4 separate regions of the Mus musculus genome follow, and all the other regions are linked to region 4. Evidence: chromatin loops called from intact Hi-C (ENCODE). Cell type or tissue: gastrocnemius. All regions are shown on one strand. Links, peaks and the distances in the headings refer to the core of each region. The heading gives the core; the rest is flanking DNA. Region 1 overlaps Asap3 (ArfGAP with SH3 domain, ankyrin repeat and PH domain 3). Region 2 overlaps Tcea3 (transcription elongation factor A (SII), 3). Region 3 holds the start of Asap3 (ArfGAP with SH3 domain, ankyrin repeat and PH domain 3). Region 4 overlaps Hnrnpr (heterogeneous nuclear ribonucleoprotein R).

Evidence for each region. Peaks named below come from ENCODE experiments on the same cell type or tissue, not always from the same donor. Only the 100,000 strongest peaks of a DNase experiment are listed, where the experiment ranks them.
Region 1: it touches region 4 in a loop (5-fold over the local background); 7 of 42 quality-filtered maps call a loop at or near these places.
Region 2: a loop joins it to region 4, with 7 times the contacts of the local background. A loop is called at or near these places in 18 of 42 quality-filtered maps.
Region 3: it touches region 4 in a loop (8-fold over the local background); 8 of 42 quality-filtered maps call a loop at or near these places.

What each region holds. Positions count from the first base shown.
Region 1 is chr4:136,239,039-136,246,551 of GRCm38, reverse strand. Asap3 (ArfGAP with SH3 domain, ankyrin repeat and PH domain 3) reads right to left here. Exons shown (of 25, transcript NM_001008232.2): 17 at 7,194-7,371; 18 at 6,349-6,434; 19 at 6,086-6,201; 20 at 5,479-5,546; 21 at 5,287-5,397; 22 at 4,984-5,179; 23 at 3,671-3,896; 24 at 3,011-3,104; 25 at 1-2,763. The coding sequence ends at 2,692. Among named protein-coding and RNA genes, the nearest start is that of Tcea3, 5.2 kb to the left of the region's middle. In gastrocnemius, for the core only: CTCF peaks have their summits at 2,116 (motif pointing left) and 4,066 (motif pointing left); DNase peaks (open chromatin) are centred at 4,050 and 4,311; H3K27ac peaks cover 1,096 bases.
Region 2 is chr4:136,257,049-136,264,561 of GRCm38, reverse strand. It overlaps Tcea3 (transcription elongation factor A (SII), 3), which reads right to left. Exons shown (of 11, transcript NM_011542.2): 5 at 6,576-6,638; 6 at 1-115. Among named protein-coding and RNA genes, the nearest start is that of Tcea3, 13 kb to the right of the region's middle. In gastrocnemius, for the core only: CTCF peaks have their summits at 3,971 (motif pointing left) and 4,800 (motif pointing left); DNase peaks (open chromatin) are centred at 3,714 and 3,941; H3K4me3 peaks cover 816 bases; H3K27ac peaks cover 4,104 bases.
Region 3 is chr4:136,202,452-136,209,964 of GRCm38, reverse strand. It overlaps Asap3 (ArfGAP with SH3 domain, ankyrin repeat and PH domain 3), which reads right to left and starts at 3,600. Exons shown (of 25, transcript NM_001008232.2): 1 at 3,318-3,600. The coding sequence starts at 3,446. In gastrocnemius, for the core only: a CTCF peak has its summit at 3,352; DNase peaks (open chromatin) are centred at 2,951 and 3,665; H3K4me3 peaks cover 2,825 bases; H3K27ac peaks cover 2,874 bases.
Region 4 is chr4:136,320,029-136,327,541 of GRCm38, reverse strand. It overlaps Hnrnpr (heterogeneous nuclear ribonucleoprotein R), which reads right to left. Exons shown (of 11, transcript NM_001277121.1): 6 at 130-306. Among named protein-coding and RNA genes, the nearest start is that of Hnrnpr, 13 kb to the right of the region's middle. In gastrocnemius, for the core only: a CTCF peak has its summit at 3,049 (motif pointing right); a DNase peak (open chromatin) is centred at 3,140; H3K27ac peaks cover 795 bases.

The sequences.
Region 1 (7,513 bases), core at 960-5,959, 81 kb after region 4:
GCAAATAGAAGAGTCAATCTCAGGAAGTGGGAGGCCGCCTCCTCGGTACAGCCAGCATTTGCTGGTACCCATTGTATCCCTTCTGCCCACCTGTCCAAGAGAGAGGTCACCTGCACACAAAGATGCACACAACTGTCTTATTTCCCTGTGAGCTTTGGGGGGGGGGGGCAGACAGGGAACTGATACCCTCAGAGGGGTTTCACCATCGGTGGTAAACACCCCATTCTTTACTCTCAAAGGGACAGCGCAAAGGTATTTGCTAACTCACTATGGCCCTGCCTCAGTCCCCAGAATGCTGGAATTACAGATGTGTGCAGCTGTGCCAGCGTCTTTTATGCTTGTGTGTGTGTGTGTGTGTGTGTGTACTCGGCAGGAGGCAGGCAGCCAGAGACTGGTGGTGGTCTCAATTGCTAGCCTCCTTATGTTTTGAGACAGGGTCTCTCACTGAACCTGGAGCTGCCCAGCAGGCTTCCGGGATCCTCCAGGGTCTGCTTCCACAGAGCCAGGAGTCTGGGAGGACACTGTGTACTTAGCTCTTGGCATAAGCCCTGCAGATTCGAACTCAAATCCTCAACCTTGCGTGTTGTATGGCAAGCACTTTCCCAACAGCCTTCTTCTCTGTCCTTCACTGCTGACAAACCTTTTCTGTTTCATTTCTCCCCTTGTTATGCATTCAGGGCTCACCTCACAAACTCCATTACCCAACTCATCATCTCAGGGCAACCAAGAGGGGGTGTGGTCGGGACCATGGGTGAGCCACGAATCAGGTCCTCAGGCTCTGGCCCAGTGTGCTTTTCCTGCACACCAGGGGTTCTGAGCCTGGCTGCTGACAACATTTTGGATTGGCTAGTTCATTGCTGTGAGGATAAACCATACCATGTGGGTATGGGTTTTTTTTTTGTTTTGTTTTTTGTTTTTTTGTGAGACAGGGTTTCTCTGTGTAGCCCTGACTGTCCTGGAACTTACTCTGTAGACCAGGCTGGCCTCGAACTCAAAAATCTGCTTGCCTCTGCCTCCCGAGTGCTGCAATTAAAGGTGTGTGCCACCACGCCCGGCTCATGTGGGTGTGTTTTGAGTGTGTTTTCTTCCTTCCTGGTGTGGCAATGTGGAAGGGTGAGTGAGCCTTTAAGGGGCAGCGCCTAGTGGAAGGCAATTATGTGAGGGGCTCTGCCTCTAGGGAGTGAGTTCTTACAGAAGTGAGATTCTATAAATAAAGCAAATTGCGATTACTGCACATAAGTGCTTGCTTTCTCCTCTTTTGTGATGTTGTGACAGACGGGGCCTTTTACAGGGCATTCATGGCATGCTGTTTGGACTTTCCAATCACCAGAACCCTAAGCCAAAGAAAACTCTTTACTGTAGAAAGCACCCAGCCTCTATCGTTCCGTTACAACGACACAAGACAGATTAAGAGATGCTGTAAGGAGGATGCTGAGGGCACCCTGAGCTCAGCGATGCCCCCTCCAGTCCTTGCCTCACCAAATGTCTCCTGTGGCAAAACTCCCTGTTGTTCTCTGACCACTACTCTTTACCAACCTGGCCAGGGAAAGCATCCCAAGTCCCAAGAGTCTCCCAGGGGAATTCGTCCCTTCCCCCAGGAATCCTTTGATAAGTAAAACAGTAAGAATGAGATGAACACAAGTTGACCTGGGGCTCAGAAACAATCCTGTTTTAGGACCAAGGACCACAGCAGCCTCCAGAGTGCACAGTTCAATTCCTAGCCACACTGCTGGCTACTCACTTGGTGCCCTCTGGCCTCCCCTGTTCGGCTTGGCCCACCCCTGCAGGCCCCACCACCAAGGAGGTGTGAAACAGAGCTGTCCATGGTTGTTGGTGGTCTGGCTTTGTAATTGGACTAAGCGATGGTGGGATTTCTGGCCCTAGAAAGCAGACTTTTGAAGTTTCTCTTATCTTCCCAGCGCCTTTCTCCTTTCCTGATCCCTCGTTCCCCCAGGCTTCTGAATTCATCGAGAGAAAAGTGAGAGAAATGAGATAGGTCAACCCAGACCATCCTTTTCCTTTCTGTGAAATCAAGGCAGGTGAGTCATATTCTACTTCCAGACGGAGGGACACAGTACAGACCCCAGGGAGGGTAAGGCTGCCCTCTAATGGAGCATACTTTAGACTGGGAGTCACAGGCCTTGGCCACCGGAACTGGGCTGTAACAACTGCAGTGACCAGACAGGAGACCAGCTGAGGTCAGTCCCGGCCCTGAGCTCAGAGCCATCCCTCTGCAACCTAGCTCTGCTCCTTCCGAGTCAGTTCTTGAGCCCAGCTTTCCAGTGAGGATCCGCACCTGCGGGATGTGTGTCCTATTCATGTGGCATCCATAGTACCCAGCAAAGGTCTGGACATAAAGCTGGACTTCGCTAAAGAAAGTCACCAGATTGATAAGTGGCCACGAGACAGCACCTGGGCATGAATGATGAGAACGGGTCCCACGCTGGTAGGGAGAAACACAATCCTAATATAGTAGGTATTGAGAGTTGTGTAACTTAACTCAACCCAGACATTGTCAGATCTAACTCCAGGGCTGCCTGGCTCAGGACGTCAGCCCCAACACAGAAGGGCCAGTGTCCTTGGCAGGGTCATGGTTCCCATAAGGAATGTGAGCTCCCAGATCTGCGGTCTCAAGTCCCAGCTCTGAATGTTGGGGTCCAGTGTGAGCCATGCAGAGGGGTCAGCAAGGAGCTAGTCGTGCAAGAGTTGCAGGGAATCCGGGAGAACCCCGATCTTTGAGCCATCTCCTTCCACGAGGCCAACCTGGGTGAAGAAGGATGAAGCTGCCAGTTAAAGCTTCTTTTGCATCTTCTCTGGGAAACGGCTACAGTCAGGCTCGAACTCACACAGTCCTGGACTAAGCAGGAAGGTGGCACCAAGCTTAACAGTGGCTACCTCAGCCCACGGTGTTGTCACCACGGAAAGAGGTCTCCCTCCCCTCTCTGCCTGTTCTTGAACCAACTCTACAGCCCAGGCACCTACACTTCAAAGCATACACAAGTGCGCCTACCGGAATGTGCCTTCTACTACACAGAGGCTGCCGGGCAGAGGGACTGTCTTCCAGACTTCGGCCTCCCCGTCTGTAGGATCGAGTGCTCTCTGAGCTGGAAGGCAAAGATGACCGGTTGTTAACTCTGCTGGCGGAAGCACCGCAGAGGGACCCAGGTAGACAAACAAGGCTGGGAGGGGGGGGGGCGGGGTGAGGAGAATCAGAATCCACCAGGCCCCTAGGCTGGGTCTTCACAGGCCCTGGAGGTCTGGAACTGACCTCTCCCCAGAGGGCTCTGAGGGCACTCCTAAGTCCATAGGGAACTAAGTCTAGACAAAAAGGGTTTGCAGAGAAGAGAGGCATTGACTCCTGGATGGCAGTTGGGGATAAGATGGAGCCCTTAAGAAAGATCCAGGCAGGCAGGAAGAGCTAAGCCTTTTCTCCTCCCACCAACCTCAGCAGCCCAAGCCCCAGGCTTCTCCTTGGTTCTCCCGGGCAGCCTTGGAAGCAGGTGGATGGTAGAGGAAAAGGTAAGCCACCCTCCGCTCAGGTCCAGCCCACAGCTTGGCTCCTAGAGGGAGACTATGGCCCAGGCTTCAGAGCAGTTCAAGTGGGGACGCCAGCAAATGCTTGGAGCGGCAGGGGCCATACCAACCTGAATTTGGCAGGGGCCATACCAACCTGAATTTGACAGGGAGGTACACCTCAGCAGAGGTAGTTCCAGATGCCAGGCCAGGGCGTGAGATGCTGGCTGATTCCTGGAGGCCCTCTTCAGGGCTAGACGGGGCCTGGCTCAGCCCCCCGGGTTCCACTGAGCTGGTGAGGCTGGAGGAGGAGGATGCTGGGCTGCTCCGGTTTTCTAAGGCCTCAGGAGATTCTGATCTCAGGCTGGGAAGGTCAGAACGATCTAGAACCACAAAGTGACAATGTTTTTCTTTAGTTGCCCTCCCCCTACCCCCCTGTAGTACGAAGGTAGAAATGCTGGGCTGGTGAGAGATGGCTCAGTGGTTAAGAGCACTGACTGCTCTTCTAGAGGGCCTGAGTTCAATTCCCAGCAACCATCTGGTGCCCTCTTCTGGCGTGCAGGTGTACATGCAGACAGAGCACTCACATTAAATAAGAAAAAAGTAAATTAATTAATTAATTTAAAAAAATAGAAACGCTTTCCTCTTTGCTCACTGTCAAAGCTAACTTTGGCTTCTAGGATCCATCATGGTCCTTTCCCAACGTCCCAGCCCTGTACCCCAGCACTGTCATTTAGTAGTCACGTGGCCACCATCCCACCTACACCCTGGACCCCGGCCAGTAGCCATGGCTTCTGTTCATCTTCTCCTTGGCTTGGGCCTTCCTGCCCATCCTGCAAGCTCCGCTCTGCTTTGGCACCATGTCCTTCAGGGAGTCCTCCTAACCCACTACCAGCTCCAATAGGATCTACCCCCTCCCAATCTCTCTCCTGCCCTTCCAAAACAGGCTCTGCCAGGCTCTTCTCAGAGCTGGAGTGAGCAGTCTGCGATGGACCCAACGTGGAGCTGCTGGGATGGATTAGCAGGCTTTATAGTGTGCAGAGCCTCCTGTTATAACCGATTGCTCTCCAGTCTATCTCCTCACTAGACTGACGCAGGGCACGCTCTACAAACGCCTGTCTTTTTGTTCAAGTGGCACTGAAGGATCTGAGCAAGACCAACCTGGGTTGTAATCTCACAACAGAAGCTTAAAAAGTCACTGAACATCTCCATTTCCTGAAGGAAGGGACAGCAACCCTAAGGGAACTTTGATGGCAGGATGGTCTTGCCACCCTTCGCTCTGCTGTTCTCAGGGTCTCAAGGAACCCAAGCTGGCCTTGAACTCCTGACCCTCCAACCACCTGCTGAGAGCTGAGATTACAGGCACGGGCTGCCACCCTTAGCTCTGCCATGCACACACAGCTCAGTGCCCCACATAGCGGTCTCTCAGTGAACGGCTTCATCATGATACTTCTGGGAAGCCAACTGTACCTCCACTGCAATGTCCGGCTCGCCCGAGGACTATGGTCCGAGAAGAGTTTTTGATGGGCAGGGGTGGGGGACTGTCCTCACTTTGGCTCTGAGTGGTGGCTGGTCCCGGGGTGGCAACGGTCTCATAGGTCTTGTTGCTGATGTCCAGCCTCACACTACCCCAGCAGGCCTGCGCTGGGGGCTTCGAGGGGCAGTGCTGCGGAGACAGGGCCACTTTGGTTTCCACAGTCAGCCTTCCTCTTCCCACAGCAGGCCCAATATGGCTCCTGTCTGGTACAATCGAGGGGGAGGGGCTGACCCTACCTTTTCTTCCTCCTCCTCCTCCTCACTGTCAAAGCCGTGTTCCATGGAATGTCCCCAGTGGTAGTCCATATGCAGAGGGAAAGCAAGCGTCCCCGCTTGTGCCTGCTCCAGCTGCCAAGAACAAAGGCTTGCGTGTCAGAGGGCCGGCAGGCTGAGGAAGGGTTAGAGGGCAGCCTCTCCGGTCAGACTCACCAGCTCTTCACATTCCTTGTGCTGTCTGTTTCTGGCTATGTCCAGGGCTGTCTCTCCAGCATCATTTACTGTGAAGGGCAAGTCCAGACCATGGTCAGATCAAGGGGACGCTGCAGCTTAGAGATTAATATGGGCCTTGGAATCAGATTGGCTGAGTATGAAAACTGGTTCTCTGACTTCCTGTATGGTCTTAGGTGGTCTGCTTAGTACCGCTGGGTCTTAACTGTCTCATTTAAATGAATAGGATACATGAAACTCTCTCTCCAGGCTGTGAGGATTGGCTGATTAACAGTATATAGATCACTTATCATGGGACCAGATACATGCTATCTAGTAAGCAGGCAACAGTTACATCACTAGAACCCAGATTCAACTAGAATTTGCTTTGTTCCCTGTACACTAGCAGGCTTACTAGCTCTGTGAAACTCCCATTTTATAGATGAGGAAGCTGAGACCCACTGAATGACAACCCCGGAGTAGGGCAGAAGCAAGCCAGGGGGAGTATGCCTGCATAAGGTGTGCTTGCTGTCAATGCTCTGGTCTGTGAGGGCAGAAGGCCCCATCCGCAGTGGTCAGAAAGGAGTCTGGAGGAGGTGTAGCGACGCACCTGCCCCCACGGGAGCCCTTCCTCTTAGCAGCAGTTTGAGACAGTCTAGCTGGCCGTGGAGCGCCGCGCAGTGCAGGGCGGTGTTTCCATCTGCAGCTTTGGCATCCAAGTGGCCACTAGGAGGAGGGGGTTGCAGGGAGGTTCCAGGAGGGAAACAGGCAGGCAAGGAGTAGGGGTGGGGGATCCCCAGTCCCAGGGAAAGAGAGAGGTGGGGCAAGGAGGGAGTCGGGATCAGCGAGGGTTGATGGCAGGCAGGCTCTCACCCATTCTGGATGAGGAAGTCCACTATCGGCAGGGAAGCATGGCTGGCGACTCTGATGGCCAAGTGCAGGGCGAGCTCTCCTGGTGCCTGGACACACACATGGCTGAGTTTCCCCTGCCACCTGCCCTCTTGATCCCTTGTTGCCCCAACATCTCTGTATATGATGTCATCAGGATGAGATGTCTGGATAGACCCTCACATTAGGGAAGCGTGGGAAGGCCCAAGCAGTCTTTTTATGGCTTCCTTCAGTGGTTCCCAAATCTTAATCTGGCCGGCCCTCCCCTTTTCTCCCACTTCCTCACTGAGGTCTCTCTGGCCTCCTGTTCCCTAGCTTGCTGTGCTGCCCACATCACCCAAGTGCTCAATCAAGTGCTATTCCCCCACTGCCCACTGGGGGGCCTGTGACGGTTTCAGTTGTACAATTCAGAGCCATCACAGTCTCCTTCAGTGCTGGCGACAATGCAGAGCCTCATAGGCAAGCTCCCGACCCTTAATCACCGGGCTACATCCCAGGCCAGTGACAGCCAGCTGTTTTGTTTTTAAAAGATTGCCTTCGTTTGTGTGAGCCTCCATGCGGGTACTGGGAACTGAATGTCAGTCCTCTGAAGAGCAGCCAGTGCTTTCAGCTGCGGAGGCCACTCTCCAGTCTCATAAACATTAAATGTTTGATCAGTCACAGGAATCCTACTGATGAAATCCTTCCTTCCTATCTCATGAACGTATCACCAAAATCTAGTGGCTTTCATGACTCTAATCAAACCTGGCCTTCCCAGCTTCCAAGGCTAACCCATTTTACAGACAAGGAAATAGGACTCCTCAGAAGCCCCCTGGGGGAGGGGCTCTCACCTGCCCATCAGGCCCTGGCAGCAGCTGTCCGAAGTCCTGCCCATTGGCAAAGGCCTCCAGGACGGAGAGGAGGTCCCGGCTGCAGATGGCTGTCCGTAGCTTCTGGGGATCTGGTGTGGAATGGCGTGCGAACTTGTGTTCTACATACTTGGCTACAATGTAGTTCCTGCGGCTGCTCCTAGGGAGACAACAGACAATCACCGGACCTCAGAAAATGTTCTACATAGTAACTTCTGGAACCACTCTCCAGGTGAGTCTGGTGTCCTGCTAACTTCAGAGGGCTCCCTTCTCCCCAGCCTTCTGACACCAGATCCCTCTCA
Region 2 (7,513 bases), core at 1,234-6,233, 63 kb after region 4:
AGAGTCCCCGGTGAGGTAGCAGGGGGCCAGGAGACAGACAGCGGGGGCAAAGGTGGGAGTTGAGGGGCTGCTGGGGGTCGTGGGAGTTTCCACTTTAGATTTGCTGCTGTTGGATCTGAGGATGACAAGTGGTAACGGACCGTTCATGGAGAGTAACATTCTAGATGTTTCCATGGGTGTCGATGCTCTCCTCTAACTCTCAACCACTCTCTGAGGCAGGTGCTACTCATAGTTCTCGATGATCATTTCCTTTAATCCTCAGAACAGTTCTAGGAGACAGGTACTTTTTTTTTTTTTTAAGAATTATCTATTTATTTTATGTATGTGAGTACACTGTTTCTCTCTTCTCACACACACACACACCAGAAGAGGGCATCAGATCCCATTACAGATGGTTGTGAGCCACCATGTGGTTGCTGGGATTTGAACTCAGGACCTCTGGAAGAGCAGTCAGTGCTCTTAACCACTGAGCCATCTCTCCAGCCCCCTTTGCTCCCCCCATACTATTCTTATCCCACATACGGGGTGCCATCTTAGAAATGGATGTGGTTTGAAGACAAGCTTGAAACCCAGTGTGGTGGAGCATAACTCTTGCCTTTTAATCCCAGCTCTTGGGAGGAGGCAGAGGCAGGAGGATCTCTGTGAGTTGTAGGACAGCCTGGTCTACATCGTAAGCTGCAGGACAGCACTCTGTCTAAAGAAACCAAAACCACAAAAACAAAAGATGAGTTAAACTATCCAAGCTTGACTCTGGTTGTACATCTGATGCCCACGGGAACCAAAGCCCAAGCATCTGAGCTTCTGGTACCCAGGCTGCCAGCCAAACCGCGTGCTCTACTCATTACAGGACAGGGACACTCAGTGGTTAGTCTCCAGCTTTTCTGTACTGGGCTAGTTGCCCCCTCATATATAAGTTTATATCATCCAGTATTTATCAGGTACTGCATACATTTATATATTATCCATCCATCCATCCCATCTATTTGTCCATCCATCCATCCATCCATAAATCTATCCATCCACCCATCTATCATTTATCAGGTCCTTACTCTCCAGAAACTATGTAAAAAACAAGTAGCCAAATGAGATTCTCTCCCTCCCTCCCAGAGTTCACACTCTATTGAGGACTGACGATCTACCATCACTTACAGGGCCTGGCTGTTACCAAGTACCAGAGTTGGGTCAAACACTTCTTGAACACTTTCTAGTTTAATCGTCATAGGAATCCCTGATGGTCAATACCCTTATCATCTTATTTGTACACAAAGAAACCAACTTGGAAAATCCCATCCCTGAGGGGTACCTGGAATGATTCACCAAGACTAGAGCCCTGGGCTGTGTGTCAACACCTTCGCTGCCTCTGAAACATCCCCTACAGTGATTCCATTTACTGCAGTGACAAGATGGAAAAAATAAATAAAAATAAAAGATCTCACAGTCCAGGTTGTCCTCAAACTTACCATGCAGCTGAGGGTAGCAATGAACTTCTCTGATCCTCCTGCCCCCGCCGCCCAACTGCTAAGACTATAGGTGTGCATCCCTGCCTGGTTATGAGGTGCTGGGGTTTAAGCCTAGGCTTTGAGTACTCTAGGAAAGCACACTAATAACTGAACCACATCCCCAGCTGGACTAATTGGTTTTTGTGGTTGGTATTTGTATGAATGTGTATGTGTGTGTGTGTGTGTGTGTGTGTGTGTGTGTATGTGTGTGTGTATGTGTGTGTATATGTGTGTGTATGTGTATATGTGTGTGTGCGTGTATGACTGTGTATGTGTGTGTATGTGTGTATGCGTGTATGTATGTGTGTGTGTATGTGTGTGTATGAATGTGTATGTGTGTGTGCATGTATGTATGTGTGCGTGTATGTATGTGTGTGTATGTATGTGTGTGTATGTGTGTGTGTGTGTATGTGTGTATGTGTGTGTGTGTATGTGTGTGTGTGCGTGTGTGTGTATGTGTGTGAGTGTGAAGTCAACCTCAGGTGTTTCTCAGGAGCCAGCCACCTCATTATAGGAAATAGGAGATAGTCTCTCTTGCTGGCACCTGACTTACCATGGTTAGACAAGGCCCTGTGGCTCCTCCTGTCTTGACCTCTCTGGGACCAGGATTGTAAGCACGTGCCCAGCTTCTCATGAGGGCTCTAGGCTGTACCTGTGTTTGCTGAACCAGCTCTCAATCTGTCTCTTTTTTCTTTTAGGGGACAGGTTGTTTGGTTGTTTTGTTTTCTTTTTGAGACAGGGTTTCTCTGTGTAGCCTCAACGATCCTGGCACTCACTCTGTAGACCAGGCTGGCCTAGAACTCATGTATCTGCCCGCCTCTGCCTCTCTGGTGCTGGGATAAAAGGCATGCGCTGCGCCACCTAAGGAGTTTGTCTGAGAACAAGACTAAGTGAGCAGCTGGCATTCCCCAGAGTTCAACATTGGAGCTTCCTCTTACCAGTTCGTCACGTCTCACCTCAAAGGTCACATCCCCAGGAGACCGCCTCTCCCTGTTTCCCTACTGCATAGCCCTTACCCAAGTCTATAATTAACTTGCTCATGTGTTTATAAACATTGTCTGCTTCCCTCTTCAGATGACATCCACACAGAGACCGTGCGGCTCCTTCACTCCTGTAACAGTACCCATATTTAGCTTGCTAAATAGCCGTTGAATGCATGATAGACACTGATTTTGATCATAAAGAAATCAAGGACCAGGGAGTACAGATAGAGCTCAACTGGAGGGAGTCTCATCCTTTCTGAAAGGCAGTATTCCTATTTCCTGGGTTTATAAGAGAGCTCGGGCTAGAGAGATGGCTCAGTGGTTAAAAGCATTGACTGCTCTTCCAGAGGTCCTGAGTTCAAATCCCAGAAACCACATGGTGGCTCACAACCATCTGTAATAGGATCTGACACACTCTTCTGGTGTGTGTGAAGACAGGGACAGTATATATATAATAAATCTTTAAAAACAAACAAAAAGCAAAAAACACCAAGAGGGCTCACGTTCCCATTCCTCAGCGGAAAGGAGTCCCTGTTATGTGTGGCCCGGCATACATAAGGTTCAGGGAACCCACATAGAGGGAAGAGAAAAGCAACTCCCCAAAGTTTTCCTCTAACCTCCATGTATGTGCCATCATGCACGCACACGCATACGTGCACACGTGCTCTCGTAGTGAGTGTGCTCTCCGACAAATCTAGGCTTCAGAGACAAATTCCAAAGCCTGGTGCACCACTGTGACCTTGGGTCGGTTCTTTAGCCTCTGATGTCTCACATAGGACTAACAGTAGCAATCGTTTTATGGGTCAGTTGGAACAACTAAAAGAACCTAACGAAATCCCAGCAAAAAGCACCAGGTCACTTATCCCCGCACACGAGCAGTACTATCACACATGCCACCTTTGCAGCCTGTGATTGAGAGCAATGCCCGGGCTTTTCATTTCACCATCTGATCCTCACAATGACCTTGGGAAGTCAAAATCATTTCCACCCTACAGATCAATACGGCGAGTCTCAGTGAGCAGAACTGAGCTGTCTAAAGTCATCCATCCAACTTCCAAGCGGTTGAGTCAGATGGAAACGGCTGTCTGTCTTTCCAGTTCTCCTGATACATTTCACTGTGTTGAGAGTTTTCCAGAGTCCTCTGACCCATGCAAGCAGCAGCTGATTGGAGCTCTTTCACCTCTAGACCCTGGCTTTGTGCCTCCCAGCCTGGCTGGGAGCTGGCTGCCTGGCTAGGAGCTGGCTGCCTGGCTGCCTGGATTTTGTAACTGTGTTTTATCCAGTCACACTCATACATACCATCAGGGACTGCCAAACTCCAGAAAAGGCATTGTTAGTGAGGCTCGGGATTAGGTGCATTTTATCTGTGCCTTCCCTCTGCTCCCAGATTTGTCAGCCGCCACCCCAGCCTCAGCCCCAGCCCCAGCCCCAGTGCCAGCTCTTAGAAATCTTTTCTGGTGCCTGCCAGAGGCACATGGGGGCTCTGCTTGCTGTTCTTGGGCGCCACCTCGTGGACAATTCAGTTACTGCAACTTACAGTTGCTGCCAAGCCAAAGCAAAGTTGTTCGTGTGTGGTGTGTGTGGTGTGTGTGTGTGTGTGTGTGTGTGTGTGTGTGTGTGTGTGTGTGTGTGTGTGTGTGTGTGTGTATGTGTGTGTGTGTTTCTGTCTGTGGCTTGGCATGTATCTCTGTATCTGTGTGTCTCTCTGTGTGTCTCTGTATCTGTATGTCTGTCTCTGTGTCTGTGTGCCTGTCTGTGTCTCTATGTTTGTATATGTGTCTGTCTCTGTATGTGTGTGTGTGTGTGTCTGTCTGTCTGTCTGTCTCTGCATGTGTATTCCAGCTATAGTTCTCAGAACACTGCTTCCTCCCGTCACACCTATGTACAGCTTTCCCAGAGTTAACTCCATCTGCCCAGTGAGCGGACCCACCCCCAGCTCACTTTCTCCTTCTTATGTAAAGCAATCCTTGACATTCTTTCTGTGTCCCACCGCATGGTGTAGCCACTCCACCAAATCCAAGCTATGGATCCAAAGGAATTCAAGCTAGTATTTTGGTCTGTGACCTCTGTCCTGACTCAGAGGCCCTGAGTTTCAATCTGGAGGCTGCACCCTGGTGGGACACATTGTGTGTCAGTTGTGTCTTAGAAAACTCTGCACCTGCACATGTGGCCAATATTTACAATTGGAAATTTCATAGGAAGAAACATTAATATCTAGATGCCCTTTAACAACTGGGACAGTGGGAGAGCTGGCTCAGCAATCGAGAGTGCTGACTGCTCTTGCCGCAGAGCTCAGTTGCCTTTCCCAGCATGGCTTACAAAATACCTGTACCTCCAGGTCCACGGATGTAGTACCCTCTTCTGGCCTCTGAGTTCCTGCACATGTATGGTGCATATGAGCTCATGCAGGCAAAGACATATACACTTAAATTAAGCTAAACAACAACAACAAAACACATAATAATGGTGGACTGTGGGTTAGTGAGACGGCAGGGGTGCTTGCCACCAAACCTGACAACCTGAGTTGCATCCCTGGAACCTACACAGTGGAAGGAGAGAACCAACTCTGTTATAAGCTGTCCTTTGGCCTCCCCTGGGTATGGCACACACACACAAATGCATGCTCTCACGTACAAGTAATAAAAACCTGGAAAAATCCTAGAGAATGACGGTCAAGCACGCTGACACATCTGTAGCAAGCCTGCCTGAGTCCAGGAATTTCAGGTCGGCCGGGGCCTCAACAGTGAGGTCCTGGTGGCATACCCCCTTAACCCCAGCTACACAGTGAGCCTCTGCTTCACAAAGAAAGAACAACAAACCCTGACGGATGCATTGGATGGATGCGCCTTTTCATAAGGCAACCACTGGTTAGGGCTGGGCACTGTAACCCCTTCAGGTAGGCAGATTGCCTAGTTAGCCACACTCTGTGCTAGTCTTCAAACTGGTGATCTGATCGCCTCTGCCTCTCAGGTCACCACAGGCAGCTCAGAAAGATCTGAACTCTGTTTCAGTTGAGACATGGTCTCCTGCTATCCAGCCTGGCGTGAACTCTCTACACACTTAACAACGACCTTCAATTTCTGAACTTCCTGCCTGCATCTCCAGAGTTGTCTCAGGATCACAGGCGTTTATCAGCCTGCCCGGTTTACACAATGGTGAGGAATAAACTCCAGGACTGTGCATGCTAAGTAAGCACTCTCATCCCAGCCTTAATTCTTAGCAGGGCACCCCATGTGGTCTCCACCCTGACAGCTCCAGCCACAGAGACCCCATCATCGTTGATACCCTACATTGTCTCACATCCCAGATTCAACCATCCATAAATCTCACTCCAGCCAACACCTCCTAACTGTTCTCCTTTTCTGTTCTGAGCCCTACAATCTGATGCAGGCACCCGGACAAGCCTGATAACTCTAGCGCAGCTGTTCCAAGTTAGTGGCTCCATTTTCTAAAGGATCCACGAGGGGGGGAACTCAACCTTGCATCACCCCCCCCCCACTTCTGCTCCTGCAGACTCTGTCACTGTCCCTTGACTCTGTCAGGCCCTTCACGTAGGAAGGGCTCTAGGCTGAGCGTGGTGGCACACGCCTTCAATCCCAGCACTTGGGAGGCAGAGGCAGGCGGATTTCTGAGTTCGAGGCCAGCCTGATCTACAGAGTGAGTTCCAGGACAGCCAGGGCTACACAGAGAAACCCTGTCTTGAAAAACCAAAAAAAAAAAAAAGAAGGGCTCTAGGCTAGGTATGACCCCAGTGCTGGCATAACCAGCTAGCTCCCTTACCTCTTACTATATAGCCTAGGCTAGCCCTGAGTTTGCAGCAGCCCTCCTGTCTCCCAGATCCTGGCTTTGGTTTGTTTGTTTGTTTTTCAAGACAGGGTTTCTCTGTGTAGCCTTGGCTGTCCTTACTGAGCTTAGTTTGACATTGGGCATGGCACTCTGTGGCAGAGTGACAGTGACTGGTCAGAGTCATACCTGCAGGTCCTAGAATTTGGAGGTAAGGTAGCGTAAGTTTCCTCTCCTACCTAAGGCTTCCCCAGCTGAACAGAGCCCAGCCCCCATTCCTGCAGAACTTGAACTTGGCCCTTTCCATTACCTTTCCAGCGAAGGCCTTTTTGGAGAGGAGGTGGTGGATGACCTGGAGTCTACAGAGTCTCTCCTGAAAGACACAAAACTGGAGATGATGCTGTCTTGTAGGCTGGCAGCAACACTGCTCTGCTAGGAGAGGAAACCTTGGGGCAAGACCTGCGGGACAGAGGATGGGAGAGACTGCCTGGGCTACAGCTGCCAAGGAAAGAGAGGCCCCAGTGTCCCACTAGTCCCTCTCACCCACCCCTGCCTGACAAAAGAATACAAGGGAGGAAACAGATGTCTGCAGAAATGTCACCTCCATGCGACCCTGTAATGCCTAATTACCCCACTGAGAACCCCCAGCAGGCCCTTCTCCCTGCTGTCAAGGCAGCCTCTGGCCTGGGTTCCCAGGTTGGCACAGGTTGGCACAGCTGGAGAGACTGAGATGGCTACTTAGGAGGTTGGGGGAAGCACACACAGGCTTGGGAGATGGAAGAGTTGAGTTGAGTTGGCAAGTGGGAACAAGTAGGGGACAAGATCAGGTGTGTGCTGCCCCCAAACTCTTCGAAGAAGCCAGTGTCCAGGAGAAAAAAGGGACAGAAAAAAGAAAACCCACCCAATCCTACAATCCCTGTGCTCTCAGCGTGACAAGGTCAGAGGTTAAAAAAAGATTTAAAAAAAAAAAAATCTTTGCTTTCCAAAATGCACTGAGCAACTTCTAGCCTTGAGTGAGCACCGGGTCCTATTTGTATAAAGCTTGGGACTGTAAGCTGTAGTTCCCGGTTTACATCTTCTAGGGTGGTGTAGAACTTACTGTCCTACGGCACTCATTATGCAGCAGCTGTCCATGAAAGTTACAGAAAAAGCAGTGTGGCGTGGGGACTGGGCTGGGTGAGACCGCGGAGGCAGGGAGTTGCCTAGCATGTGGAAGGCCCTAGGATCCATCCCCAGAGCTGTGAGGAG
Region 3 (7,513 bases), core at 1,319-6,318, 120 kb after region 4:
TATTATGTAGCCCTGGCTGTTCTGGAACTCACTATGTAGACCAGGCTGGCTTCAAACTCAGAGATCTACCTGCCTCTGCCTCCCAATCGCTGGGATTAAGATGAGAGCCACCACGCCCAATCTACATAATATTTTACACTAAAACAAAAAGATACATCATGAGGCAAACTGTGATGACATTAATACTGCGAATGCTGCCATTTTGCTCTTATTTTTATGGCACCCGAGACTAGACCTGAGGTGTTGGGCTGTACTGTATCCCCACCTGATTAATATCAAAACTTTCGGATGGACTCCTTAGCCAGAGGTCGTACACACCCACAATTATAACATGCAGGAGGCTGAGGCAGAATTTGAGGCCAGCCTGGAGCTACATAGCAAAACCCTGTGTCAAAAGGAAAGGGAAAGAAAAAAGAAAGAAAAGAAATTCTTCCAGAAAACCAAAACCCCTGGGTACGGTTGTGGCAGTACACACCTGTAATCCCAGCATTCAGTAGTCAGAGAGACGGGAGTATCATGAATTTCAGGATAGCTTGGGCTAGACCCTATCTCAAAACACACACACGCACACGCACATACACACACACACACAAGCCAAAGAAAAGGTAATTCTGACTCCACCAGAATTTCAGCTATGCAGCGTGAGACATGATATGGATTTTAGGTAAACATTCCCCTAGCCATGACCCTTCCTCCACCTATCAGCTCTGAAGATAAGCGCTGGAAGTATGCAGATGTCCACAAGGGTGGCCTCTTACAGAGCAGGCGTCAAAATGGTCTCCTGGCTTCCTTTCGTGCTTTTCTTCCAACCAACCCCTGAATTCACTCACTCGTGTTCTCTACTAAACTGGAGTCACCTCGTCTTCTACCTGGAAATAGAACTTCCTCCTGGAAGTTCCCAAGATGCACTGGTCCTCGCTGGCTCGCTCCCTAGCCTGCTCCTTTGACCTCAGACAGTACTGACTGTATCTTTCCCTGGGTACTCAGGACAACTCCTGGCATTCTCAAAGGAGGATCATTATGCCCTTGGTGCCCAGCACAGAAACAGCACAGAGAACTGCACAAAACACAGCAGCCAGCCTGGCCTGCTGAGTCCCACGTGGCAGCTGCCTTACTTTCTCTGTGAAAGTCAATGGGGTGGTGGCTACAGAGGGGTCCAGGACAGTCAGGGGCTGCCTGATGCAGGGATTATTGTAATACTCCCTCATGTTGTGCAGAGATTCACAGTGAAAAACAGGCAACCATTTGCAACCCACTGAAGTTTTAAGCATGGAGGAACCGTGAGACTCGGGTTCAAGATGACATTATTGAGGCTTGGAAAAGTTCTAAAAGATGTTTGGGAGAAAGAGACCGGGACCAGAGGCTAAGGCAATCATGGAGGAATGCCAGCTACCTTAATCCCTTGCTCTGGGAGCTCAGGCAGTGTCTTGCCCTCTCTGTGTATGGGTTTTAACATCTTAAATGAGAGCAATTCTAGCTGATTTCTCTATTGCCAGGGTCCTTCAGCCTGGACATTCTTGGTTCCTATGACCTGTCCAGGGTCCTTCCCAGTAAGGTGGACAAAAAAGTCCTGCAGATCCTAGAACAGAGTCTCTAGTTAGTTTCAGGAAACTGGTTAGAGCTAGGAGCCTTGATTCAGGAAGCAACCGCGGTTTCAAGCCTGGTATTAGGTTAGTCATGTCCAGTACTGGAGGGAGGAAAAAAAAATCCCAGTATCAAACTACATGTAAGCCCAGCACAATAACAGAGAGACATGACCACGAAACCAACCAGAAAGCTCCAGCAAAATCTCTAAGTCGTAAGTCAGACTTTTCATTTGGGGGACGCTGGAATGGTGAGGGGGAAAGCTGAGTTTGGGGATCTCCTGCCTTTCTGTTGCAAAAGTGAAAGCTTGCAAGCACATGGATCTGAAGGGAAAGAAAGAGAAAAAGAAAAAGGAAAAGAAAAAGAAAAAGAAAGAGAAAGAGAAAAAGAAAGAGAAAGGAAAAAAGAAAAAGAAAAGAAAGAGAAGAGAAAGGAAAAGAGAAAAAGAAAAAGAAAAAGAAGAGAAGGAGAAAGGAAAAAAGAAAAAGAAAGAGAAAGAGAAAGGAAAAGAGAAAAAGAAGAAGAAAAAGAAAAAGAAGAAAAAGAAAAAAGGAAAAAAGTTGGATTTTGTCTGGCCTGACCTGAGGCAAATCTGAGCTTACACAGTCAGGTAAGGTCAGTCAAATGCATGGACACTTAGCCAGAGCAGATCTCTCCCCTCTGATCCAACACTGTAATGGACAACCTGGAGGAGAGGATGATGGATAAAATCCCTAAAGATGCTGAAGGGTCCTGAGGCGTGGTGGCTCTGAACCTATGCATCATTTGAAATCCGACAGTCTTTGTATAATTGTCTGCCTTCCTTACCAAAGAGGAAAAAGTCCAGACAGAGAGCCAGCCAGTCAGGGGAGAAGAGGAAGGGAGATTTCCTAAGACCTCAGCTCAGGGTATTTCTGGGTAGCTTTGTATCTGCCACACAGTAGGTACAACTTATAGAGAAGGCCAGACTGACCACTGAAGTCCAAAATGCCACCTCAACCCAGGGCATTCTCTAGAAGAGAGCTGGGTTCATATTATCCCCGTCTGGCCCCAGACTACAGGCTCTCTGCTCCAGTGTATTCCTAGGGGATGAAAACCTGCAGCGAATCCAGAGAAGAGGAATGAACTCCAGTGAGCTTGGGAATGGGGTGGGGCAGCCTACAAGGGCGAAAGAAAGAGCCTGGGACACTTTGCCTGAAAACACAAAGAGGAGAGGGGAGGGGAGAGGAGCCTATAAACTTGGCCCGCAGCAGCCAAGGTGAACCCCGGCTCCTGGCGCCTTCCCATTCACAATCATTCCACAAGGCAAGCCAAGTCTCAGAACCAGCAGCCAGGAGGAGGGGGCCTCCTCTCTCTCTCTTGCAGCCTGGGAGAGGTAAGTTCAGGACTGAGCCTGCTTCTCAGAAAGGGAGTGACCTGAGGGGCTGCATATTTGTGGGGTTCTAAAACGAAAACACAGAACTGTAAGCCGCTGAGCAAATACACATATAATGGGCAAGTCGCCCAAAGTATATGGGAGATGTGCCCCAACATGTGGAGTCTGTATCGAGGTGACCCCGAGATCCCATCTGGTCCTCTCTTCCCAGGCTCCACCTTGGGGACACAGATGTTTGAGATGAGCTCGGTTCCCACAGATCTAAGAGGGGCGGGTTTCTGGAGCGCAGCGAAGAGCCATCCTAGCTCCAAGCATTCCTGCAAAGGTCAAAGCCAGGCCCCAAGTTGACCTGAGGTCCCCTCCCGCCTCGGCCCCTCACCTCCTCCCGTGCCAGCGCCGCCCCGCGGCACCGGGGCATCTTGGCGGCGAAGGCAGCTGCTCCGGCTGGGGAACTGAGGTCCTCTGCGGTGACGGCCAGGAACTCCGCGACACTGAGCTGCTCGGGCATGGTGGGAACGAGGCGAAAACACCGGAGCTGCCTGGAACGCGGGGGACGCTGCACTTAACAGTGCTGGTATAGCTGCTCTGCGCAGGGCCTGTCTCACCACCCGCAGCGTCCTAGTCGAGGCCTCTTCACTCCCTGCTCCGCCCCGCCCCTAACTAACTCCGCCACGCCCCCGCCCGCCAGCCTTTCTCTCTCCGGCCACGCCCCCAGACCACTTGTCTACCTCCCTGGCCACGCCCCGACTCGCTGGTAACTCCCTGACCACGCCCCCATCCCCCTCACTCTCCGGCCACATCCAAGCCGCGCCCCTAACTCCCTGGTCACGCCCCAACCTCGCGTTGGCCCCACTCTGCCCTGCCTCCAAGACCTACAGATGGGGAGAGTTCTCCTGGGGCTCCGCTCTTGACTCCCAGCCCCCGTCCCCGATCCTCTTCCCTCCCTAGCCCCGCCTCCAAAGCCTACCACACACACACACACAGACACAGAGCCTGGCTCCTGGTTCTGGCTGGCTCCTGGTTCACTTGTTCTCTTCTCCTTAACTCTAGGTTCTTCAGAGCAGTCGTCTTCCTCTACCTCACCGGTGCTGAGATTAAAGGCAAGGCCTGTGCCACCGAGGCCATATAAGATCTTCGCCATCAGCCAGCTACGTGCCATTGAATCAATTGCCCCTCTGGTTTTTAAAAGGAATCATGTCATAACTCCGAATAAGTTTAAGTAAGAATGGGAGAGGTTCACTATTATCTCAGGTACACAGAATAGCTCGGGATTTTGTTGTTGTTGTTGTTGTTGTTGTTTTGCAGGTATTTTTGTTGTGGTTTGGTTTTGCCTGGTTTCTTAATTCCAGCCGTGAGCCAGGGGCCCTTCCCATTGCCTTGGACTCTTTCTGCTTCTTCTTGAAAGCCTTATTTTCTTCGTCCATCTCACAGGGCTCTTTCAGAGGCTTCCTCTTGACACCTTCATCGCCCAACCTGGCCCCTGGCGTCTGGTCCCCTTTCCCCAGACCAGATGCTAAGTGACCCTAACAGTTCCTTCAGACTCCAATGCTGAGTCTTCCAAATTTGCTTCTCCCTGTCTGCCTCCCTCGGTTTTTGTTTATTTGATTTGGGGTTTTGTTTTTCAAGGTTTAGCTCAAACATTTCAAACTTTACTACAAGGCTTATCCTGACCACCCTGTTTAAAACTAGTCACCTGCTGCTCCCCCCATCCCTCACTCCACATACCCCATTCATAATCATCTTTATTCTGCTGGGGTTTTATGAATGAATATTGGGCGCTCTTGGAGGCCAGAAAAGAGCATCAGATCCCCTGGAACTAGAGTTACAGATGATGGTGAGCCACCATGTAGGTGTTGGGAATTGAACCAGGGTCATCTGCAAGAACAAACATTCTTTAGCCACTAAGCCATCTATCTGTCCAGCCCCTTTTTAAAATTTTCAGTTTTAGAAATTTGCTGTGTGCATGAATGTGTGTGGGTGTGTGGGTGTGGGTGTGTGTTTGTGTGTGTACTCATGTGTGCACAACATGCAGGACACTGAACTCATGAGGGCAGAGGACAACTTTCAGGAGTTGGCTCTCTCCTTCCCACGTGGGTTCCAAGGATTGGACTCAAGTCATCAGGCTTGAGAGCGGACTCCCTTTCTTGTGTATCTGTTTATTTATCTTGAGACAGGGTTTTATCTAGACTCAAACTTAATGTGTAGCCATGGGTAACCTCACACTCCTGATCTACCTGCTTCCACCTCCTGGATGCTACTGCAGATATGGACCAGTACATCTGGGTTCTGCGATGCTCTCTCCGTGCTAGCCCTGAACTCTGTGCACTACACCTCTGAGAGCTGTCTGGGACTCTGCTTCCTAACTTCCTTCTTTCCTTCCTTCCTCTGTTTTCTTTCTTTCTTTTTGACAAAGGGTCTTACTATGTAGCCCTGGATGGCCTGAAACTCACTATATATACCAGGCTGATCTCCACCTCAGCAGAGCTCTGCCTGCCTCTGCTAGGATAAAGACGCGTGCCACCATATCTAGTTCATGCTGCTTTGTTTGCCTTCTATTTACCCTTCACTCTCTCCTACTACTGTGCAAATTCTGTAAGAAAAGAAGGGTTTTGTTCTGGTGAGGGCTTTGTGGGAGATCGGGTTAGGGTCCAGAGGCACAGACTGTCTGGTTGGATCCTGTCTTTGCTCTCTGTCTTAGGTAAGTAGCTCCATTTCCGTGGGTGCCAGTCTCCCCTTCTCTCACTGGTGGGACGAGGATGGCTTCCCTCCTGAGGTCGTCCAATCAAGTAGATAAGCGAAATGCAGTTTAGCCTTGGCACACCTTCGCCATGGTGATCATCACTCCCACAACTGATACACAGTAGGTATGCAATGAACATACCATGGTGTGGTGGTTTACCTGTGCTCAAAGTCAGCTGACCCAGGAGCAGAAAGGGCAGAACAAGAACCCAGGCTTATCTGAAGTCAGACTCTCTGCTTCTTTTGCTGCCGTGTGAGTTACCTTCTGGGGACAGGTTCTAGGTTCATCTCCAGGATGTAGGTAATCCATAATTTCTAGTGCAAATGAGAACTAATGAGGGGCCATGAGGCTGGCAGGAAAGAGGACTCCGCGCCCTGAGTCCGGGCTATGCTCTTGTACCCCACTCCCAGCGCCTTCTCGATCTAGCATGACCCGCCCACTTCTTCTGTTTCTCAGGAGAAAAGAACCAACTTCCATGCAGACTGACATCTGGCTGCTCCCATCACCTGCCTGCCCCAAAGGCTGTCCCTACTGCCCGCCAGCTCAGAGCCCCTGTAACTCCAACTCCAGGGGATCCAACACCTTCTCTGTCCTCCACAGACACCTGCACTCACAAGCACACACTTAAAGGCACATAACTTAATAAATCTAACAAGAGGGTATGAATATCAATCCATTTACACAACTGGAGTTCCTAAGAAGGGGATTTTCGTGTTCCCAGGACATGAACTAATAATGAAAGTAAAATCAATCGGTCCTCAGAGATGCTCTCTGTCTTGATCCTAGGCCCAATCCATATAATCCTCCCAAAATTAGCCCCCCACATGACTCACTTTGTCTTCTTGTTTATCCCTCACACTCTCTGTTGTGTTTTATAAAAAAGAAAAAAATCAGAATGTGTTTGTAGAGGCTCAGTATGGTGAGGTAGAAGGGGGTGCCTCTGCGGGCCCATGCTGAGACGTCCTTTTCCCTGAGGTACCAGCCATACCATACAACAGATATAGTATAGAACAGAATTTATTTAGGGCATGAGAAGGGGAGTTGAGGGAGAGGAAGGGAGAGAGAGAGAGAGAGTGAGAATGAGAGCAAAAGAGGAGAGAGGGAGAGAGAGAGGAGAGAGAGAGGACATATGGCGAAAGTGGGGAGGGGAATGGGGAGAGGAGGGACAGAGAGGGCAAGAGGGTAAGGAGGGGGCAGCAGCCCCTTTTATAGTAAATCAAGCATCCCTGGCTATTGCCAGGTAACTGTGGGGTGGAGCCTAGAAGGAATGCTAACTCTGCTGAGACATAGACGGACCCTACTGGACCTACTTCCTCTCTTTTCAAATCTTCCAGCTTGATAATTCCCTAACCTCAATTGCTCCCAAGAGTTCCTAGCCAAGAAACTGAAAAGTGCTCAAGAGTCAAACACAGTTGCTTCCCAGGGCTCAGAGATCTTTGTACAACCTCAGTTCAAGCCACATGCTGACCCTAATCTTTGAATCTCAATTCTTAAATTTCTTTAAGAGAGAACTACATATTTCCTGCCAGAAAGAGACCTAAGAGGACCACCCCCAACTTGAGCACCATACTTGGTGCCATGGCGCCCCCTAGCGTTGAATAGTGCGCAGCCTACACAGCTGGAAAGCAGAACACGGTAAGCAGTCTTGCGTACCCATTCGGGTGGGCCAGACTTCTGTAGAGCCCGCAGAACGGGCACCCCCACCCACAGAGCAGAAGCATAATTTTCTCCCACACACGTCAGTTTCCAGAGAACAGTGTGAATAGTTTAGATACTTCCAAAGTCAGATTCTCGAAGGGTCAGGGAATCCATGAACAAGTTTGGAATCTTCGGTA
Region 4 (7,513 bases), core at 1,091-6,090:
AAATCAGTCAATATAAAGATATTAAAGGCAGTGACTAAAGAAAATGAAGCAATGCTAGCTGCAAATGCTGTTGAACCGCTTTATGCTCTGGAATGTTCAGTTCTTGGACGACAGACTCTTACCACATACCAGCTTAACTGCTTCCTGCGCAGCTTCTTTTCCACAGAAGGTGATGAATGCATAGCCTCTGTTCTGACCAGAGAGTGGATCCATCATGAGCCGTAGATCCCAGATAGGACCAGCCTTCTCAAAAAGGGGCACCAATTCATCCTCATACAAGTCTCTTGGGATTTTACCTACGAAGACCTGAAATAAAACTTCCTATTAGAATCCAACATAAGCACTCTTCATTTTAGAACCAGAGTCAGACTTCCTGTCTCCTGTTAGGAGATAAAGGCACAAGATACTTAGTGTTCCTTCTTTCTTTCTCTGTTTTTGAGACATGGTTTCTCTGTATAGCCCTGGCTGTACTGGAACTCACTGTGTAGCTCAGGCAATTTGAATCTGGCAGTTGATTTGGATTAAATATGAACCCTAACTTTTAATAAAGTCAGGCAGATGAGGTTACACAGGCACTTGTGAGGCAGACGCAGGTAAATCTCATGTGTTCCGACGCCAGCCTCATCTAAACAGGTAGTGCCAGCCTTGCCAAGATTATAGGGTATGATCTTGTCCCAAAAAAAACAAAACAAACATAAAAAAGCCTTATGGCCATCGACAAAAAGTTAAGGTCTATACTGAACAGAAACTGGTAGCTACACAAAACTGTACTCACAACTTCAATTTTTTTTTTTTTTTTTTTGGTTTTTCGAGACAGGGTTTCTCTGTGTAGCCCTGGCTGTCCTGGAACTCACTTTGTAGACCAGGCTGTCCTTGAACTCAGAAATCTGCTTGCCTCTGCCTCCCGAGTGCGGATTAAAGGTGTGCGCCACCACTGCCCGGCTACAACTTCAAATTTTAAAATTTTATAATTTGCCTTTTCTCACAAATCTCTGAGTTACAGGCTATCTTGGTCTATAAGCACCAGGGCAGCCAGGACTACAAAGTGGAATATTGTTAAAACAAAGAATAAAGAAAAAGCTAATCTGTACCTTCATAGAAATATGATATTCATTTTTATAAAACAGTAATTTAGTAAGAAAATTAACCTATATTTCATCAAGTTTTCTCAATATTAAAATCTTTGTTATCTAAAAAAGCAACCTTAATAGTTTTCAAAGCCTCTTGCCAACCCTCCTCCTTCAGCCTCCTTCCTAAGTAGCACATCATACTTGGCTAGCACATTTAATTCCAAGGATCAAAAAGATTATTTTTATACCATTTAAGGAAGTCATAGTATTTCTTTAATTATAAGCAAAAAATTACAAAGTAGAGTTAAGTATAAGATAACAAGAACATTGAAGTAGAAAATTAGCAGTTACATCAAAAATTTCAAATTTCTCCAACATCAGTATTGGGGCGGGGGGGGGGGGGATTGAGGGTTCAAGACAGGGATTTTCTGTGTACCCCTGGTTGTCCTGAAAATGTCTTTGTAGACCAGACTGGACTCAAATTCAGTGATGTGCCTCCCTCTACCTCCTGAGCACTCACTCGGTTTACATGTCCAGCTCTATACAGTCTTCTGATAAAACATTTATAAGCCACAAAATCTGAAACAGTAAACTTTTACATTAAGTTTTCTAGTGAAAACTCATCTACATCAAAATTTTAAACTCTGAACAATGACCTAACCACAGACAACGAATAAAGTAACAAAAGCATTCTGAAGCATGTGAAAGATATCACTGGGACTGGGCATACAGTTCAGGGTAGAACGTCTCCCATGAATGAGTAAGACTCTGGCTTCAATCCCTAGCACTGCAAATAAGAAAGTTAAAAAAAAACAAAAAAACAAAAAACAAAAAACAACAAAAAACTATTAATGGTCAAGCATGGTGGTGCAAGCATGGTGTACCATGCCCAGCACTCAGAGGCAGAGGCAAGTAGAGCTCTGTAAATTCAAGGCCTGCCTACATTACATAATCTAGCTTCAAACCAGCTACATAGTAATATAGTGGACATAGAAGCTTCAACCTGTGTTCCCAGCTGCTCAGTAGGGAGAGGTAGAAGGAGGATCATCTGAGTCCAAGAGTTGAAGAGCAAGCAGGACAAGACAGCAAAAACCCACCCTCTCTAAGCCTAAGTAATTAGGCTGTGTATGTATGACCTCATAGATATCCTGTGTATATTAGTGAGAACAAACAAAACTTGCTTCCCGGGCTGGAGAGATGGCTCAGTGAGTAAGAGCACTGACTGCTCTTCCAAAGGTCCTGAGTTCAATTCCCAGCAACCACATGGTGGCTCACAACCATCTGTAATAGGATCTGACGCCCTCTTCTGGTGTGTCTGAAGACAGCTACAGTGTACTTACATATAATAATAAATAAATAAATCTTAAAAAAAAAAAAAAAAAAAACTTGCTTCCCAGTGCAGTCATAAAACACTAACTGGAGACTATACATACAGCATGATCAGGTTAGACAGGGTCTGAGAGCCTACGTACTGTTTAAAATAACAGCCACCTTTTTTTTTCTTTTCTTTTTTTTTTTTTTTTAATTTGGGGCTGGAAAGATGAAGGACCACGGTTTAATTTCCAGACTGGCATGACAGCTCACAACTATCTGTAACTCCAATTCAGAAGCTCCAACATTTCTCATACAGACATACATGCAGGCAAAACCTTAATGTACTTGAAATAAAAATGAACTTTTAAAAATTATTTTTATTTCTGTATGTATGTATCTGCTTGTCTGCCTATGTGGAAGCCAGAAAGCTGTGCAGAAGGAATTCCTCTGGAATGGAGCTCCACACAGCTGTGAGACACCCAGTGTAGTGCTAGGAACAGAATCCACCCAGTGTAGTGCTAGGAACAGAATCCAGGTCCTCTGCAAGAGCAGCAAGTGATCTTAATCACTGTGAAACTTCCCTAGTTTCTTTTTTTTTTTTTTAAGTATGTGTTTTTGTGTTTGTTTTGTGTGTGTTAATAAGTACATATGAATGGAAGAGCCTTTCAGAGACCAGTAGATGGCATCAGATCACCTGGAGCTGGAATTACAGGCACTGTGAGTAGTCTGACCTCAGGCCAAGAAAATAATTCCAGAAGAGCAGCTACTGCACTTAACCTCAGAACTATCCCGGCAAACGCTGGTGGCCTGTTTAGGAGACTTACATGTAGCACAGGTTGGCCTCTGGACTCATGGCATAGCTGAGGGTGCCCTAGAAGTCTTGACCCCAACCTGACTTCCCAATATTCACTGAGATTAGTCATGTGCCACCATATCCTGCTCTAATTTTTTTAATTAAATTTATTGACTTTGATTGAAGTCAGTGTCTGAGAATGAAGCAATATTAAAACTGAATCTGGAAATAATTAAGTCTATTCTTTAGAGAAGACGTTCTATAAGTTACTTCCACAGGTATGCACTCATTAACAAACTGTGAAGCAGTAGTTATCCTGAGAATGAGAAATGCACAAGAATGATGGGTGTTTCTGCTGAAGGATGAAAGCTAAGTGGTTAGACAACCCAAAGTCAATTCCTAGAACCAACTGCCTGCAACTCCAGGTACTTAGGGCCTCTGCACACAACTCTACACAAGTAATGTACATACACAAAGAGAACACAGGTGCTGGGCATGCCTTGAATCCTAGCACAAGGTGGCAAACGGAGCTCTGTGAGTTTAAGGCCAACCTGGACTACAGAAACTTATTGGTCTCTGCTCCCAACCTTGTACTGATTACAAACATGCTACCAAGCCCAGCTTTTACACTGATGCTGGGGATTATAACTCCGGGCCTCAAGCACTTTACCCTCTGAGAGACCTGTTTCAAAAACATGGAAAGCTAGATATTCAGCAGGTAAAAAATGCTTGCAGCACCAGCCTGACAATCTCTGGAATCCACATAAAAGTAAAAAGTGAGACCCAACTCCATAGAGTTATCTTCCGACCCTGACATGAACACTATGAAATGCAAACCATATCATTCATGTATGCTTGCTCCCACCACCACATATACACACATAAGATAACATTTAAAAAATAGGACCTGGACCAACGGTTCAGCAGTTTCAAGAACTTGGTGCTCTTGCAAAGAACCCAGGTTCAGTTTTCAGCCCCCACAATACAAGCTCACAGCACCTTGCACCTCCAGTTCCAGGGAACTCATGCTACTGCTCTCACATACAAATTAAATCAATCAGTCTTATTTTTAAAATATGTAGTGGGAAGCAATTGAGGAAGACACCTAATATCAACCTCTGGCCTCATCGTAAAAACAGCATACATAGCTGCTTTTAAACTACATTGCCCTCTTGGAGGTGTTTCAGGATACCTTATAAACAAAAAATATGGGGCTGAAGAAACGGCTCAGTGGTTAAGAGCTCTGTCTGCTCTTCCAAAGGTCATGAGTTCAATTCCCAGCAACCATATGGTGGGGCTCATAACCATTTGTAATTGGATACACACCTCTTCTGGTGTGTCAGCAACAGGATGCTCATATACATTAAATAAATAAATCTTAAAAACAAACAAACAAGGAATCTACCCTAAGAACAAGAAATATACAGATAATTCCATTTTTCATTTAGTCATCTTGTATGTGTGTTTATAAGAAGAAAAATTCTAATGCTAAGAACTCAAAGCCACAAGTGATGTAGTCTCAGTCACACAGCAAATTTGAAGACAGCCTGAGATACGTAAGATCCTTGCTTCAAACAAACAAGTAAATGAACAATATTGGGGGCCAGAGAGATGGCTCAGCCATTAAGAACACTGACTGCTCTTCCAGAGGTCCTGAGTTCAATTCCCAGCAACCACATGGTGGCTCACAACCATCTGTAATGGAATCTGATGCCCTCTTCTGGTGTGTCTGAAGATAGGGACAGTATACTCACATACAATAAATAAATCTTTAAAAAAAAAAGTAGTAGTAGTGAAGGATAGAAGAAGCTGTTAGAGATGAGGAGAGAAATAAGGCCAAAATATTACTTATTTGTACCCTATGATTCACTGATGATGCATGCTTCTATGAAGAACCTAGATGGCTCAGAGTCCCAATCTAACCCTTCCGATTATCACATAACATGATCTTATTCTTTTATTACATTTATACTGGGGATGGGAGTATGCACCATGGCACACATGCTAATGTCAGAAGACTACCTGCAGGAGTTGGTTTTCTCCTTCCATCATGTGTTGCAGGGATCCAACTCAGGTCACCAGGCATGGCATGTAAGTACCTTAACCCACTGAGTCCTCTTACAGGCCCACATTTTATGATTTTAAAACCATCACAAACTAATAATATGTAGATGGTTCTAATGTTTTTAAACCTGAAAATGCTTAGAATCTCTTTTGATATTAAGCATTAAGAAATAGAAATTAAGAAATAGAATATGAGGCTGGAGATATGGCTCAGAGGTTAAGAGGGTCCAGGTTCAATTCCCATTACCCACATGGTGGTTCACTACCATCTCTATCTCCAGATCCAGAGGAGCCATGTTCTCTTCTAACCTTTGCAGGCAGCAGGCATACAACTGGTAAGACATACACGCAGGCAAATCACCTATACACATAAAGTAACATAACTTAAAAAGTAGAATATTTGCACTATTGTAACATGAAAATGAAGGTTACAAGAACAAAAGGCAACAACCTTACTATACAAAGAGAAGACAGACCTTAAAGCTGATACTGGGACTGGTGAGATAGCTCAGCAAGTAAAGATGCTTTCCACACAAGCCTGGTGACCTAAGTTCAAACCTCAAACCCATGTAAGGGTGGGAAAAAAGAACCAACTCCACAAAGTTGTCCTCTAATCTCTATACAAGCACCTACACAGCAAACACATACACACACTTTTTTTTCCTAATGGTTACTACAGTCATCTTTGCTTATCCATTTACAAACAAACAAAAATATGATCTTTGCTCCTGATCATTTGAAAAGTTTTAGTTTTTTGAGCATACAATTTATAATAGTCTAAAATCATCACTCTCCTTAAAAACTGTTCAAATGGGAGTAAATTTTTTTTCTTGTAACTCTAATAGTCAACCTAAAACTCTCAAATCTCACAGTAACACTCCCCAAATAAAGAGCGGACACCGACTATCTGAGGAGCTACCCCCTTCAGCCTCACTCCCACTCCGATGCTCAGGAGACTCCTACAATGCCTGGAACCTCAGCGTGGGAGGGAGAGGCTATACAACAAGTTCAAGTCAGTCATAGACTATGAGACCCAGCAAAGTACACTTGTCACACATCCTGATAATCTGATTTCTGTCCCCAGAACATACAGTGGGAGAACAAAAGCCTTCACCCCACCCTCCACATGCCTATACTCACACACACACATCCTCTATCACACACTCCAAAGGAGATCCCATCTCAAAATAAATAAATAAATAAATAAATAAATAAATAAATAAATAAATAAATCCTGTACCACTCAAGCTAGCTTAAATTTGTTACAAAAAGGCCACAACTTCTTTTGTTTTTAAAAAACTCATCAAATACTGTGCACTGTGTTCCTGGCACTAAATATAGACAATGAAACCATCCAATCAGAAAAAGTCCCTGCATAACTGACTTTTTGTCACCTAGTTTCTCCATTTAAGGATCCAAGAGTGCTACAACACTAGGGAGAGAGGGAGGTGTACAGGGCTGCAGGGTGTGGGAGGGACGCAAGGAGCAGGGTGCTTGCTGAGCACACAGGAAATCGGGGTTGGACCCTCAGCACTACATAAACTGCTGTGGAATAAACTTATCATCTCAGCTCTTTGGTGGTGCCAGCAGGAAAATTGTAAGTTAGCTAGTTCTAGGACAACTTGAGCTACATAAAACTCTTTCTTAAACAACAACAACAACCCAAAAGTAGAAAGGCACTCGGATGGTAGTAGAGCACTCCTCTTACCCTAGCATTTGGGAAACAGAAGCAGGAGCTATCTCTGAGGTCTAGGCCAGGCCAGCCTAGACTACAGAGGGAGTTCCAGGATTGCCAGGAATGCACAGTGGAAAAGGGGGAAAAAAAAAGTCCAGAGAGAAACTTTTAAAAAAGCCTAAGAGTCACTCACTTTCCCACTTTCTCTCTCTCTCTCACTCTCTCTCTGACTCTCTCTGACTCTCTCTCTCTCTCTCTCTCTCTCTCTCTCGATTCTAATCTACACTCTCCTTCATGGGATTCCCTCCCAGTCAGAATATTTCTCAGTCATTTCTAAGTGCATTTTGTGTTGAAAGAAAGCAAAGTACTGACATTACAAAACGCAAATGATTGAGACATGATGACTCACCCCAGCACAACCCCAGCATTCAAGAGGCCACCCGATTACCAATTGTTCAAGGCAAGCCTGATCTTCACAGAGTACTTTAGGCCAGAAAAAGCTACATATAAGACTTTGTCTTAAAATAAAATAAATATGAGCTGAGTCCAATAGCACATGCCTACAACCCCAACACTCAGAAGGGAGGCCCCATCGTC